2 separate regions of the Homo sapiens genome follow, and region 2 is linked to region 1. Evidence: chromatin contacts called from ENCODE Hi-C or POLR2A ChIA-PET data. All regions are on one chromosome and are shown on one strand. Each heading gives the region's core, a stretch centred on a gene start or an enhancer-like site at or near the end of the contact. The rest is flanking DNA. Distances are from core to core; before and after follow the strand shown. Region 1 holds the start of CRTAP (cartilage associated protein). Region 2 overlaps OSBPL10 (oxysterol binding protein like 10).

What was found. Hi-C counts contacts between places; a loop is a spot of excess contacts on that map. ChIA-PET counts read pairs that join two places held with the same protein, here RNA polymerase II (POLR2A). Pooled maps may share reads with other maps.
Region 2: a loop to region 1 is called in a pooled map, with 5 times the contacts of the local background. The contact joins the enhancer-like site here to the promoter of CRTAP in region 1. A Hi-C loop is called at or near these places in 1 of 50 pooled maps. POLR2A ChIA-PET finds 5 or more read pairs at or near these places in 2 of 52 experiments (GM10248 and activated T-cell).

Annotation. Positions count from the first base shown.
Region 1 is chr3:33,110,110-33,116,403 of GRCh38, reverse strand. CRTAP (cartilage associated protein) reads right to left here and starts at 2,390. Exons shown (of 7, transcript NM_006371.5): 1 at 1,856-2,390. The coding sequence starts at 2,326. RefSeq lists silencers at 1-104, 1,631-1,820, 2,261-2,560 and enhancers at 688-1,679, 4,560-4,769.
Region 2 is chr3:31,914,649-31,920,942 of GRCh38, reverse strand. All of the region lies in intron 1 of OSBPL10 (oxysterol binding protein like 10), which reads left to right. Among named protein-coding and RNA genes, the nearest start is that of OSBPL10, 63 kb to the left of the region's middle. Within about 2 kb of position 3,527, at least 2 of the 41 ENCODE cell types and tissues checked have a DNase peak (open chromatin) inside an H3K27ac peak, as active enhancers do.

The DNA.
Region 1 (6,294 bases), core at 1,141-3,640:
CTGGGTGACAAAGTGAAACTGTGTCTCAAAAAAAACAGATAGATAGACAGATAGATAGATAGTATTTTACTGACTTTCAACTAAGTGATTGTTACAAGACCTGTAAAGGGTTTTGAAGAGAAGCTATGACCATCCTAACCTTTTGGGGCCACCATGATGAAAGAGAAAACCCATGCCTTTTGGTCACATTGAGTAAAATGTTCTTCCCCTCTTCCCTGTAACACTTGTTCAAATTCATCTGTATATTAAAGAAATCAGAGGTTCTAGTATTCTCTAGGTTTAAAAATAAAATGATTTCCTCTTGATTATGTGACCTAAATTTGGTTCAGAACATATTTGCCAAAAGCTATACAAAAAAAGAATTAGATAAGTCATTTTTAGCTTAAAAAATGATGCTTTGTATGAACCAGCCCTCATTTTCAACATTCTGGAATTTTATTAATCTCATTCCCTGCTTCTGTTTTAAAACTGTTTTTTTTTAATTGCCAGAACAAACATTCACAAAACTGATACTTTAAATAAAACTGTAACTAAGCATAGAAGTATAGAAGTAACCCAGCTTTTCCCCTCTTTGGGGTTTTGTGTTATTTTATTGCTCATATAAATACAATATACACGTGGCTCTGTCTCGGTGGAAATCTGAAAAAACAGATCTTGCAGTCCAGAAACTGAAAACAAAGTTTAAAAACAAAAACCTTCTACCTCAAGAGTCTAGGATATGCCATGAATCTATTTTTGTAGTAATTTTAAAAAACACAATATATTCCTTTTAAAATCTTTCTCAGAGAAAGTAGAAACTGGGCTTTGAGAGGGCTCTTTTAGCCAAACCCTGTGAGGACCCACCAAGCTAGAGCCTCTTTATCTAGTGACAGGGAATCTAACCATTCTTAAAACTTGTGGGTCCTCGGAGTGAGAACCCATAGGATAGAGAACTGCAATTTGTGGCTATTTTTAGCCAGCAATCACAGAGAGAACTTAAGCAGCCATTAAAAGGAGGCAGTGAACTGTGTTAAATTCTAGATGAAAGAGAGAAACAGCGGAGAGGGCCAATCCTGATGACTCACGGTGCACGAGTTCCCCTTTAAGCAGGGATGTGTCCTTGCAAGGAGTCCCTGCCCTTCCCTGGCCTCAATTTCATCCTCTTTAAAAGGAACTAGTCAGCTGGGTGCAATGGCTCACGACTGTAATCCCAGAACTCTGGGAGGCGAGGTGGGAGGATCACTTGAGTCCGGGAGTTCGAGATCAGCCTGGGCAACGTGGCGAAACTCTGTCTCTACAGAAAATACCAAAAAATTAGCTAGGTGTGGTGGCGCGCGCCTATAATCCCAGCTACTCAGGAGGCTGAGGTGGAGGATCACCTGAGCCTGAGGAGGTCAAGGCTGCAGTGAGCCATGATAGCGCCTCTGCACTCCAGCCTGGGCGACTGTGAGACCCTGTCTCAACAAAAAATAAAAATAAAAGGTACTTGTCGGCTCCTCAGGTCTTCTGCTTTATTATCGCAAGTCACCGCTCACTTGAGAAAAAAGGCGACTTTAATGGTATATACAGAAAAGAGGCGTCTGCCCTCAAATAACAGAGAACATTTATCAGGCACTTTGTTGGGTGCCTGGCGCTGTACTGCGTTCTGTGTACGTATTCTCTACCTTAGAGTTACCCTTCAAGAAAGGCATTTTCATCTCTAGTTGAGATGAAGAAGGAGACAGGACTTGGAGGAGACCTTTGGCAGGGCTGGATGGGAGGGAGCCAGGTCTAGAACTGGAGGGGCAACGCGGCCCCGGGCGCAGGGGCGGGGCTAGGGCCTGGAGGCTGGGTCAGGGGCGGGGCCGGGGCCTGGGACGGGGCGAGGCGGACTTGCCTTGAAGTAAGCGAACTGCAGGAACTTGTAGGGCTCGCGGCGCTGGAAGTCCGCCAGCACCTCGCGGCTGGGCTGGGACTGGCGGAAGGCTGGCAGGCCCTGCTTGCAGCGCTTGAGGCAGTGCGCGCGGCGCAGCAGGCCCCCGAAGAGGCGCAGCTCGGGATAGCTGGCGAGGCCGGCGGCGGGCTCGGGCTGCGGCGCGGCGCTGCAGTTGCGGTGGCAGAAGGCCTCGCTGTCGCGCAGCAAGCGGTGCAGCCGCAGGCTGATCTCCAGGTAGCCCACGCTCTCGGCCCAGTGCTCGCCGCTGTACTTGTCCAGCGCGTGCCGGTAGGCCGACTCGAGCGGCATCAGCTCGTCCCGTGGGAAGCTGCGGAAGCTGTAGCGTTCGTATTGGGCGCGCCCGGCGCGCAGCGCGCAGGCCACGCACAGCAGCGCTAGCAGCGCCGCGGCCCCCCGGCGCCCCGGCTCCATCGCGCCCGGCGAAAGGAAGGAAGGAAGGGACGAAGGAAGGGAAAAGGGGAGGGAGAAGGAAAGGAAAGAGGACGGTGCGACGCGGCGGGCCCAGTGCTTTCGGGGCGGGGACGCCAGCCTCCGGCCCGCCCCGTCCGGCCGCCCCTCCCCACCCAGCCGGGGGATCTGGGCGCCAGCTGCCAGCACCTAGAGGGTGCCCGGGAAAGGCGCGCTGCGCACTGGTTCACGCAGGCTGATGCGCATGATGGGACTCTGCCGCTCATTCACTTGGAGACCCGCCTGCAAGGCCGACGCGGCCCTAATAGATTATATACATCGGCCCTACGGTCTATATAATCTACGATCTTTATATTCGTTTGGAGGTTTGTGAAAACGAAGATTCCTGGGCTGTGCCCCCAGAGTTTCTGATTCAGAAAGTCTGGGGTGGAGGTCTGACGATTTGTGTGTTTAACCAGCACCCTGATGAGGCTAATGCTGCGGGCCCAAGGGCCGCACTTTTAATAGCACTGCCCAACCTTAAATTTTAGTGAGAGAAAAAGACAGTGCAAAAATAAAATTAATAAGGATGTCAGCACTTTGTAAACTGTATAGCTAGTCAGGTTGAAGATGTGCACACCTTATGAATCTGCAACACCATTCGGTGGAATATGCTGGAGAAGCTTGCGCGTGTGCATCAAAAAATATGGATGGAATGTTAATGGCAGCACTTTTAAAAAATCTTTAAACTTTTAAATCTTGAAATAATTTACAAGAAAGCTGCAAAAACAGTACAAAAAGTTCCTATATACCCTTCATCAAGATTCACAAGTTGCTAACGTTATACCACATTTCTATCTTTACATTTTTTTCTGACTCATTTGAGATAGGTTGCATGTATCAGGCCCACTGTCCGTTAGTCTTTTTTTTTTCTTTTTTTTTTTCCTTTTTTTTTTTTTGAGACGGAGTCTCGCCCTGTCACCCAGGCTGGAGTGCAGTGGCGCGATCTCGGCTCACTGCAACCTCCGCCTCCCGGGTTCAAGCAATTCTCCCTGCCTTAGCCTCCCGAGTAGCTGGGATCATAGGCACACACCACCATACCTGGCTAATTTTTCTATTTTTTACTAGAGATGAGGTTTTGCCATGTTGGCCAGGCTGTTCTTGAACTCCTGACCTTAGGTGATCTACCTGCCTCTGCCTCCCAAAGTGCTGGGATTACAGGCGTGAGCCACCGTGCCCAACCCCTTAGTCTTTCAGTATGTATGTCCTAAGAATGAAACTACCAGACAATCAAATTTAGGAAATTTAATACTGATAGAAGACTTTAATCATGTTCCATTTCCGGTTATGTCAGCTGTTCCAATTATGTCTTTCATGGCACTTTTTTCTCTTAGGATGCAGTCCATCCGTGATCACTGTTACATCTAGTCTATTTCATATCCTTTAAACTGGTTCCTCGGCTTTTCTTGTCATGCCGTTGTCATTTTTGAAAAATATAGGCCAAAACAGCAATGAGATACCACTACAAAATCCAAAACACTGACAACGTCACATGCTGACAAGGATGTGGAGCAACAGGAACTCTCATTCATTGATAGTGGCAATGCAAAATGGTACATACAGTTTAGAAGACAGTTGGGCCGTTTCTTACAAAACTAGGCATACTCTACTCATACAATCCAGAAATTGCACTTCTTGGTATTTACCCAAATGGGTTAAAACTTATGCACACACCTGCGAATGGATGTTTGTAGCAACTTTATTCACAATTACCATAACTTGGAATCAACCAAGATGTCCTTCAGTGGGTAAGTGGATACATAAACTGTGGTATATACACACAATGGAATTTTATTCCAAGCCAAAAAGAAATGAGCTATCAAGCCATGAAAAGACATGGAGAAGTCTTAAATGCATATTACTGGTTGAAAGAAGCCAAACTGAAAAGGCTACATACTGTGTGATTCCAGCCAAATGACATTCTGGAAAAGGCAAAACTATGGAGACAGTAAAAGGATCAGTGGTTGCTGAGAATTATGGAAAGGGAGGAATGAATGGGTAGAGGACAGGATTATTGGAGCAGTGAAACTATTCTATATGATAGTATAATGGTGGATATATGCTATACATTTGTTAAAATCCATAATATGTACAACACTAAGAGTGAGCCCTAATGTAAACCGGACTTTGGGTGATAACGATGTGTTGATGTAGGTTCATTGATTGTAACAAATGTACCATTCTAGTGCAAGACATTGACAGTGGGGGAGCTTGCGCATGTTGTAGGGTCATGGAGTATATTTGAACTCTGTAGTTTCCGCTCAGTTTCGCTATGAATCTAAAACCACTCTAAAAAATAAAGTCTTTTTTTTGTTTTTTGTTTTGTTTTGAGATGGAGTCTCGCTCTGCTGCAGAGGCTGGAGTGCAATGGCATGATCTCAGCTCACTGCAATCTCCACCTCCAGGGTTCAAGCGATTCTCCTGCCTCAGCCTCCTGAGTAGCTAAGATTACAGGCCCGTGCCACCATGCCAGGCTAATGTTTGTATTTTTAGTAGAGACTGGTTTCACCGTATTGGTCAGTCTGGTCTCAAACTCCTGACCTCATGATCCACCTGCCTCGGCCTCCTAAAGTGCTGGGATTACAGGCATGAGCCACCGCGCCTGGCCTTTTTTTTTTTTTTTTTTTAAAGAACACAGGCCAGTTAACTTTATAAAAAGTTCCTCATTTGAGGTTTTCCTGATGTTTCCTCATGACTAAATTCAGATTAAGCTCATGACTAAATTCAGATTAAGCTCATGACTAAATTCAGATTAAGCTCTTTGGCTAGAATGCCACAGAAGCAATGTGCCATCCGTCTCAGGTGTAAAATCTAAATAACACAATGCCCACCCCTTGTCTGTGTTAATTTTGATCACTTTATTAAGGTGATGTCTGTTTTCCCTACTTCATTTGTTTTCTTTTGTAATTAACAAGTGTCTACAGTAAGGTAACGCAACATTGTTCTTAATGGCAGAAAGCAGGAATAACCTGTCCATAAACAGAAGAGTAGATTTAAAAAAAAATGAGAGTAAATGCATATAGAAGAATATATTATAGCAGGGAAAATGAAAGAATTAGAGCTACAAATAACAGTTCAATCTGGGGGCGGGGGGGAACCATTGAGAATGATTCCATTTGCCTAAAGTTTTTTTGTTTGTTTGTTTTTTGTTTTTTGTTTTTTTTTTTTTGAGACAGAGTCTCGCTCTGTCGCCCAGGCTGGAGTGCAGTGGCGCCATCTTGGCTCACTGCAACCTCTACCGCCCGGGTTCAAGCGATTCTCCTGCCTCAGCTTCCCGAGTAGCTGGGATTACAGGCACCTGCCACCACACCCAGCTAATTTTTTTTTTTTTTTTTTTAAGACTGAGTCTCACTCTGTCGCCCAGGCTGGAGTACAGTGGTGCGATCTCGGCTCACTGCAACCTCTGCCTCCCAGTTTCAAGCAATTCTCCTGCCTCAGCCTCCTGAGTAGCTGGGATTACGGGCGCCCGCCACCACAGCTGGCTAATATTTTGTATTTTTAGTAGAGATGGGGTTTTACCATGTTGGTCAGGCTGGTCTCAAACTCCTGACCTCAAGTGATCCACCCATCTCGGCCTCCCAAAGTGCTGGGATTACATGCGTGAGCCACTGCACCCGGCCTGCACCTGGCTAATTTTTGTAGTTTTTAGTATAGACAGGGTTTCACCATCTTGGCTAGGCTGGTCTTGAACTCCTGACCTTGTGATCCATCCACCTCGGCCTCCCAAAGTGCTGGGATTACAGGTGTGAGCCACCACGCCCGACCCTAAAGTTTTAAAATATGGAAAAACACACAATGTATTATTTAGGAGTAAAAATAATATAGTCCTACCTTATACAGGGTAAAACTATATTGAAAAGAGAATGATAGGCTGGGCGCGGTGGCTCACACCTGTAATCCCAGCACTTTGGGAGGCCAAGATGGGTGGATCA
Region 2 (6,294 bases), core at 2,278-4,777, 1.2 Mb after region 1:
TACACATAAAACATAGTGCCGGTATCTGCTTCTGGTGTTGGCTTCAGGAAGCTTCCAATCATGGTGGAAGGTGAAGGGGGAGCTAGTGGATCACATGGTGAGAGAGGGAACAAGAGAGAAGCCAGGCTTCTTTAAGCAACCAACTCTTGGTGTGAACTAATAAATAGAGTGAAAACTCACTCATCACCAAGAAAATGGTCCCAAGCCATTCATGAGGGATCTGCCTCCCTCCCACGACCCAGGCACCTCCCACCAGGCCCCACTTCCAACATTTTGGATCACATTCCAACATGAGATTTGGAAGGGACTGATATCCAAACCATATCACTTGGCCTCTACCATCTACCATCCATCTACTTAATTGTTTAGTTCCAGTACACATGTGTAGCAGTAGCAGCATTGGTAACCTGCATCCCCATGGGAAGCAACTTTATCAGCTAGAGTACAATTCTTATGTGCTGTTCCTTTTGCCTTTACTCTTACAGATGCCACTCACTTGCAAAGTCACTTAGGTTACTCTTTCTCCTACCTCCTTCAGTAAGGTTGTTTCCTACATTTGTAATACAATTAGATTCTTTTGTCACAGGCTGGGTTCTTTCCTAGGATCCCCTGACTTCCTAAATGATTCTTCTTTTCAAATTTGCATATATCCAGGTTCACTCTTTGTGTTGGACAGTTCTATGAATTTTGACAAATGCATGTCACATATCCACCAATACAGTATCATACAGAATATTTTCACCATCCTAAAAATTCCCAATGCTTCACCTGCTTATTCCTCCCTTCCTCCCCTAAACCACTAGCAACCCCTGATCTTTATAATGTCTTTATAGTTTTACCTTTTCCATCTTCTGCATTTTAAATTCTTTACACTTGAATCTCTTGAGCACCCACTGACAATGGCTGGCCAGTCAGAACTCATAGTCATTATTCTATTATTCTGCTCCTCTGGAGGGCACAGAAAGTTGGACTTCTCTTTGGAATAAAGTAGAAGATAGTTATGAAAGCTAAAATGCATTATCTTAACAACACGTCCATGTTTCACAGTCTGCACTATTAGTGCCATTATCCTCTAATAAAAAAGTGCTTTCATTCTAGTCTTCCTGTAAAGCCTGATTTGGTGGATAGATTTGCAGTGCCTGTGTTGTACTTCCTGTTTTCCTCAGCCCAGGATAGTGATTGCTATTTACTCAGCAAACAGTTTTGGAGGCACATTCTGGAAGCCATTCCTCCTGCTCTGTGAACTGCCTCCCTGGACCTTTGGTAATGATGTTTATTAACTCTGGTGATATGATTGGGTGAAAGAGACAAATCAGATCCTCACTTAGAAATTTGAATTGATGAGATAGCCGGTTGGGATGAGCACATTCCTGGAATTCTAGAAGGTGTCATCTTGGGAACTGAAACCACTATGTTCATTTCTGGAAAAACAGAGATTGGAACCAGAGGGAGAAAACACTTCCTCTCTGTTGGTTGGATTTCCAGTCTTTGCTCCAGCCCTTCCTAAGACCTGGCCACCTTCCTTGGCTCCTGTGAGATGCCTTGAGCCTCATTCAGTAAGTCACCCCGATGTATCCTCAAGCAACCAAATTAGTTTCTGTTACTTGCAATAAATAAGTCATAGGGAATTTATCTATGTTTTAAATTTGGTCTTTTCCTCTGCGGAGTGCTGTTCTAAGTGGATTTGATATGTCAGACTTATTTACATTAATACTAAAGCATTATAAAGGTCATGATAGAAATCTGTGTAAGAGGCAAAGAAAGGAGTGGTTGAGTCTACCTGAGGGCAGGAGGACACAGTCCATGAAAGAGGCGATCTTTCCAGGTGGTCTGGGCAGGGCATTCTGGGTAGAAGGTACAGTATGAGCAAAAGCCCAGCATTTGGAATCATCTTCAGGAGTTGCAGGATGTTTGACATAGGGTGTGACTGGGGGCAGTTGGTAGGCAGGTGAGATCCAGGCTGTGAGTGCCTCATGCTGTGAAGTTTGACTTTATCTTGTAGATCGAAACCACAAATGGGCTTTGGATGGGCTATTTGTGGCCTGCATATGTGTTTTGTTTTGCTTGTGCAAATGTTTTCCATCACTAGTTGCCATGATTTAAAAATCAAATGCTTTCCCTTAAACATCTGAATATGTACAAATTACCACTGTCTGAAATTTTTTGGAAGATTTATTAATAGATGGTCTAGCAGTAGTGGGCCTGCATTCCACATGGCACAGGAAATGGGGTATGTGGGCCCCTGTTGCCATGGTCTCACCTGGTCTACCCCATACACTGACTTTGCTTTCCTATCCTTATAGGCTTGGGCTGGAGGTAGTGGGGCCAGTGACTTGCTTACTTTCATTTGTTTCCTGTTTGGTCAGCAGTGGTCCCAGTGATGACCGCCTTACTATCTCATTAACCCTTTTCCTTTCTGAGGTGATTTTCCATTCCAAACTCTTTAGACACAAAACTGCTCTGGAGCCAGGCATGGTAGCTCACTCCTCAGGAGGCTGAGGCAGGAGGATCGTTTGAGCCCAGGAGTTCGAGGCTACAGTGAGCTATGATCATACCACTGTACTCTGGCCTGGGCAACAGAATGAGACCCTGTCTCTTTAAAAAAAAAAAAAAGAAAAGAAAAAACAACTCCAGTGTGTGTCTTCTAGATGTTTTTGTTTCACTTTCAGGGACTTGTCTTGCTGTCTTTTAACTTTGTCATTATTACTATTTTTTAAAGCAAAAGAGAAAGTTTAAAATACTGGCATAAAGGTTAAGTGAATTGTCATTGTGTTTTTAATAACTGAGGAGGGCTTTTGTTTGGAATGATATTTATAGTAAGTTGTTCTTTTTCAATTATTAGTTTATTAAAATAGTAAATTTTAAAACCTAGTATTTCTTGAACTTTAAGCTCAACTTGTAGATAAATTTTTATTTATAAAGTAGTAATTTTCATGTCAAAAATGGTTTCACTTATTCATTGATTAACCTCACTTAGTTTCTAAATTTAACAAATTAAAGTTATTAAGGCTGTTAGCACCACTTAAAGATTTAATCAGAGTCCCTTGATGTTTTAAACTGTAATCACACATTTTAAGTATCTGTTTCTCTCAAACACCTTAACTAAGGCTGATAACAAAACCGAGGAGCAAAGTCAGCCTCATACTTCAGCAGCTCTTGGGAATTAGTGCAGTAATCCTACTGGAAGCCAAGAGGAAAAAAGAGTGCGTTAGTCCAGTCAAGGTTACATGTTTTGAGGTATTGATTGATTGATTGTCAGCATACTAGATCAGTTTGTACCTTCCAAGGTGCTCCTTCCTATCTCAACAGCTAGTTTCTTTTCTCTTTTTGTGTTTTAAATCAGGCAGCCTCCAGAACCAGAATAGGTTCAGAGAGACTCTCAAAAGCTGGTTGCTTGATAAAAACAAAGCATACTTGTGAGTAGGAGGTTTGGGTGTCTGTAGTCTTTCAGCTGGGGGTTACCTATTTGCATAGGTTGCACTTGTCTGCAGCCAGGTGTGCTAAACTACCCATCATGTAAATTAACAGAGGCTCTTGAATGTACTTTTTTTCTCTAGTCAAGCAGTAAGGATTTATTCTTTTCATTTTTCACAACATAGCAAAAGACACCTCGTTAATAGCTTTTCACTATAAAGACTGTAAAGATTGAATTACTTTCTCATTTGGTTGGGACTCCTAGTGGAGTTGGACACTGAAATTCCTTTGCCAAGGCCCTTGGCCCCACCTCACATGAACGCTGTAACTGTCGTGTAATTTCTTGTGTGGGGCCTAGTGTGGGCACCGGTGGGATGCTGAACCCCGGCTGTGACACCGACTTTGTCTTGTCTTATTCTCCAGTGTCCTATTGACCTCCTCCTGGAATCTCATTATTGATGTGCACAAGGGAAGTAAAGTAATGCAAGGAGGCACAGCCTCACATTATTTAGAAGAAATGCTTTTGGAGAGGCTTGAAATCGATTTTTTGAAATCTAAATATTAGAACAAAAGAGATATATTTAGTCTGCATATCTTAATAGGAGTCCCGGCTTACAATAAAAACATTTATTAAACAGTTAAAGATGGAAAGCAGAGATAAGCAACCATTTTCAGGAGAGGGCCAGGTGGATGAATCAACACAATTGGTCTTTTTGGCAAGAATGTTAAAACCTGTTGGTTTTGATTTTGTTAATTGGAAACAGCGAGGGAGATTAACAGGTGCCTGAGAAGTAATTAATCAGGGATTTAGAGAGCTTTTATGTTATCAGGGAAAGGTGATTTTGAAAGTGTCCACTCCAATATTTAAGAGTACTGAGTGGAACAAACATTTACATTTTTACTGTATTGATTAGCTTACTCATTGGTGAGCCATGGACTGTGGAAAATGATCATTTGTGGGGGTGGGTGATAAAAGACTAAGAGTCAATTTAGAGTGAGGTTTGGTGCATGAAAAAAGGTGTCAGATATTTTACTTCTGACTGCTCATGAGAACAAAGGCATCATAATGCTTATAACCAACCTGTTGTTACACTTGACTCCTCTGTTTTTAGAGGCAGTGGGGTGGCCACTCACTCTACACTTGCCAAATCACCCAATTAGGAAGACAAACCAAGAAGGAACATTTTACGTGACTTTAGAATTGGGGAAATAGGTGAGTAGGAAGCTGTACAAAATATGCACATTGATTTCTGCATGTTAACTTATTTTGGGTTCTAGAATGTAGAAGCCAGTATCAGTGCATCCATGTTTGTGTGCTATAGCCTTTTGGATAGAATTTGATCAGTATCAAAATAAATACATGCATACTTATTGTACATTAATTATTTCCCTCCTGGAGACAGTGCTGGATTCTTTTTTTTTTTTTTTTTTTGAGACGGAGTTTCACTCTTGTCACCCAGGCTGGAGTGCAATGGTGCGATCTTGGCTCACTGCAACCTCCACCTCCCGGGTTCAAGCGATTCTCTTGCCTCAGCCTCCCGAGTAGCTGGGATTACAGGCTCCCACCACCACACCTGGCTAATTTTTTATATTTTTTAGTAGAGACGGGGTTTCGCCGTATTGGTCAGGCTGGTCTTGAACTCCTGACCTCAGGTGATCTGCCCACCTCGTCCTCCCAAAGTGCTGGGATTACAGGCGTGAGCTACCACTCCCGGCCTGGATTTCTCTTAAAGGGTGTTGCGTGGTTGGTTACAGATAATTTTTTTTCAACTTTTATTTTAGATTTGGAGGTACACGGGCAGGTTTGTTACCTGGGTGTACTGAGTGATGCTCACGTTTGAGGTATGAATGATCCTGTCACCTAGGCACTGAGCATGGTATGCGATAGTTTTTCAACCCTTGCTCCCTCTCCTTCCCTACTTTAGTCGCCCCAAGTTTTTATTGTTGCCACCATTATGTCCATTAGTACCCAATGTTTAGCTTACACATATAAGTGAGAATATGCGGCATTTGGTTTTCTGTTCCTGCATTAATTCGCTTGGGATAATGGCCTCCAGCTGTATCCATGTTGCTACAAAGGAAATGATTATTTTTTTATGGCTGGGTAGTATTCCATGATATATGTGTACCACATTTTATATATCCAGTCCACCATTGACAGGCACTTAAGTTGATTCCATGTCTTTGCTATTGTGAATAGTGCTGTGATGAACACCTGAAGGTCACCAGAGAATTTGAGGACAGGAGTTGGGAGGCGAAGTGGAAGGGAACAACTCCAGGAAACCACCAATAAGAGGAAATTTTATTCATGGTAATGGTTTTTTTTCCCCCCTGTTACCATTCAATGGCTATTTATTAAAAAAAAAAATGTGTTCAAAGCAGTGCACTGGATGCAGATGAGGATACGATAGAAGACAACAGGCATGGTAGTGGTTCACACCTGTAATACCTGTGCTTTGAGGCCAGGAGTTCAAGGTTACAGTGAGCTCTGATTGTGCCACTGCACTCCAGCACGGAGCTTGGGCGACAGAGTGAGACTCTGTCTCAAAGGGAAAAAACAAAACCAAACAAAACAAAACACAATAGACACATCCCCGTAAACACAGGGAGCTTATACTCTAGTGTAATGCTGTTCAATGGAACCTTCAGCAGTGATGGCAATGATATATAGGTATGTTGTCCAATATGGTAGCCAGTAGCCACATGTGGCTATTGAGTGCTTGAAATGTGATCAGCATGACTGAGGGATTGAATTTTTTATTTTATTTAATTTTATAATCATTTTAAGTTAAATAGTTGCACATGGCTAATGACTAGTTGGGCATTTGTAGTGGGTCAAGTGAGTTCTAGTTCTAGTCTTCATATTTAGAACACCTCATT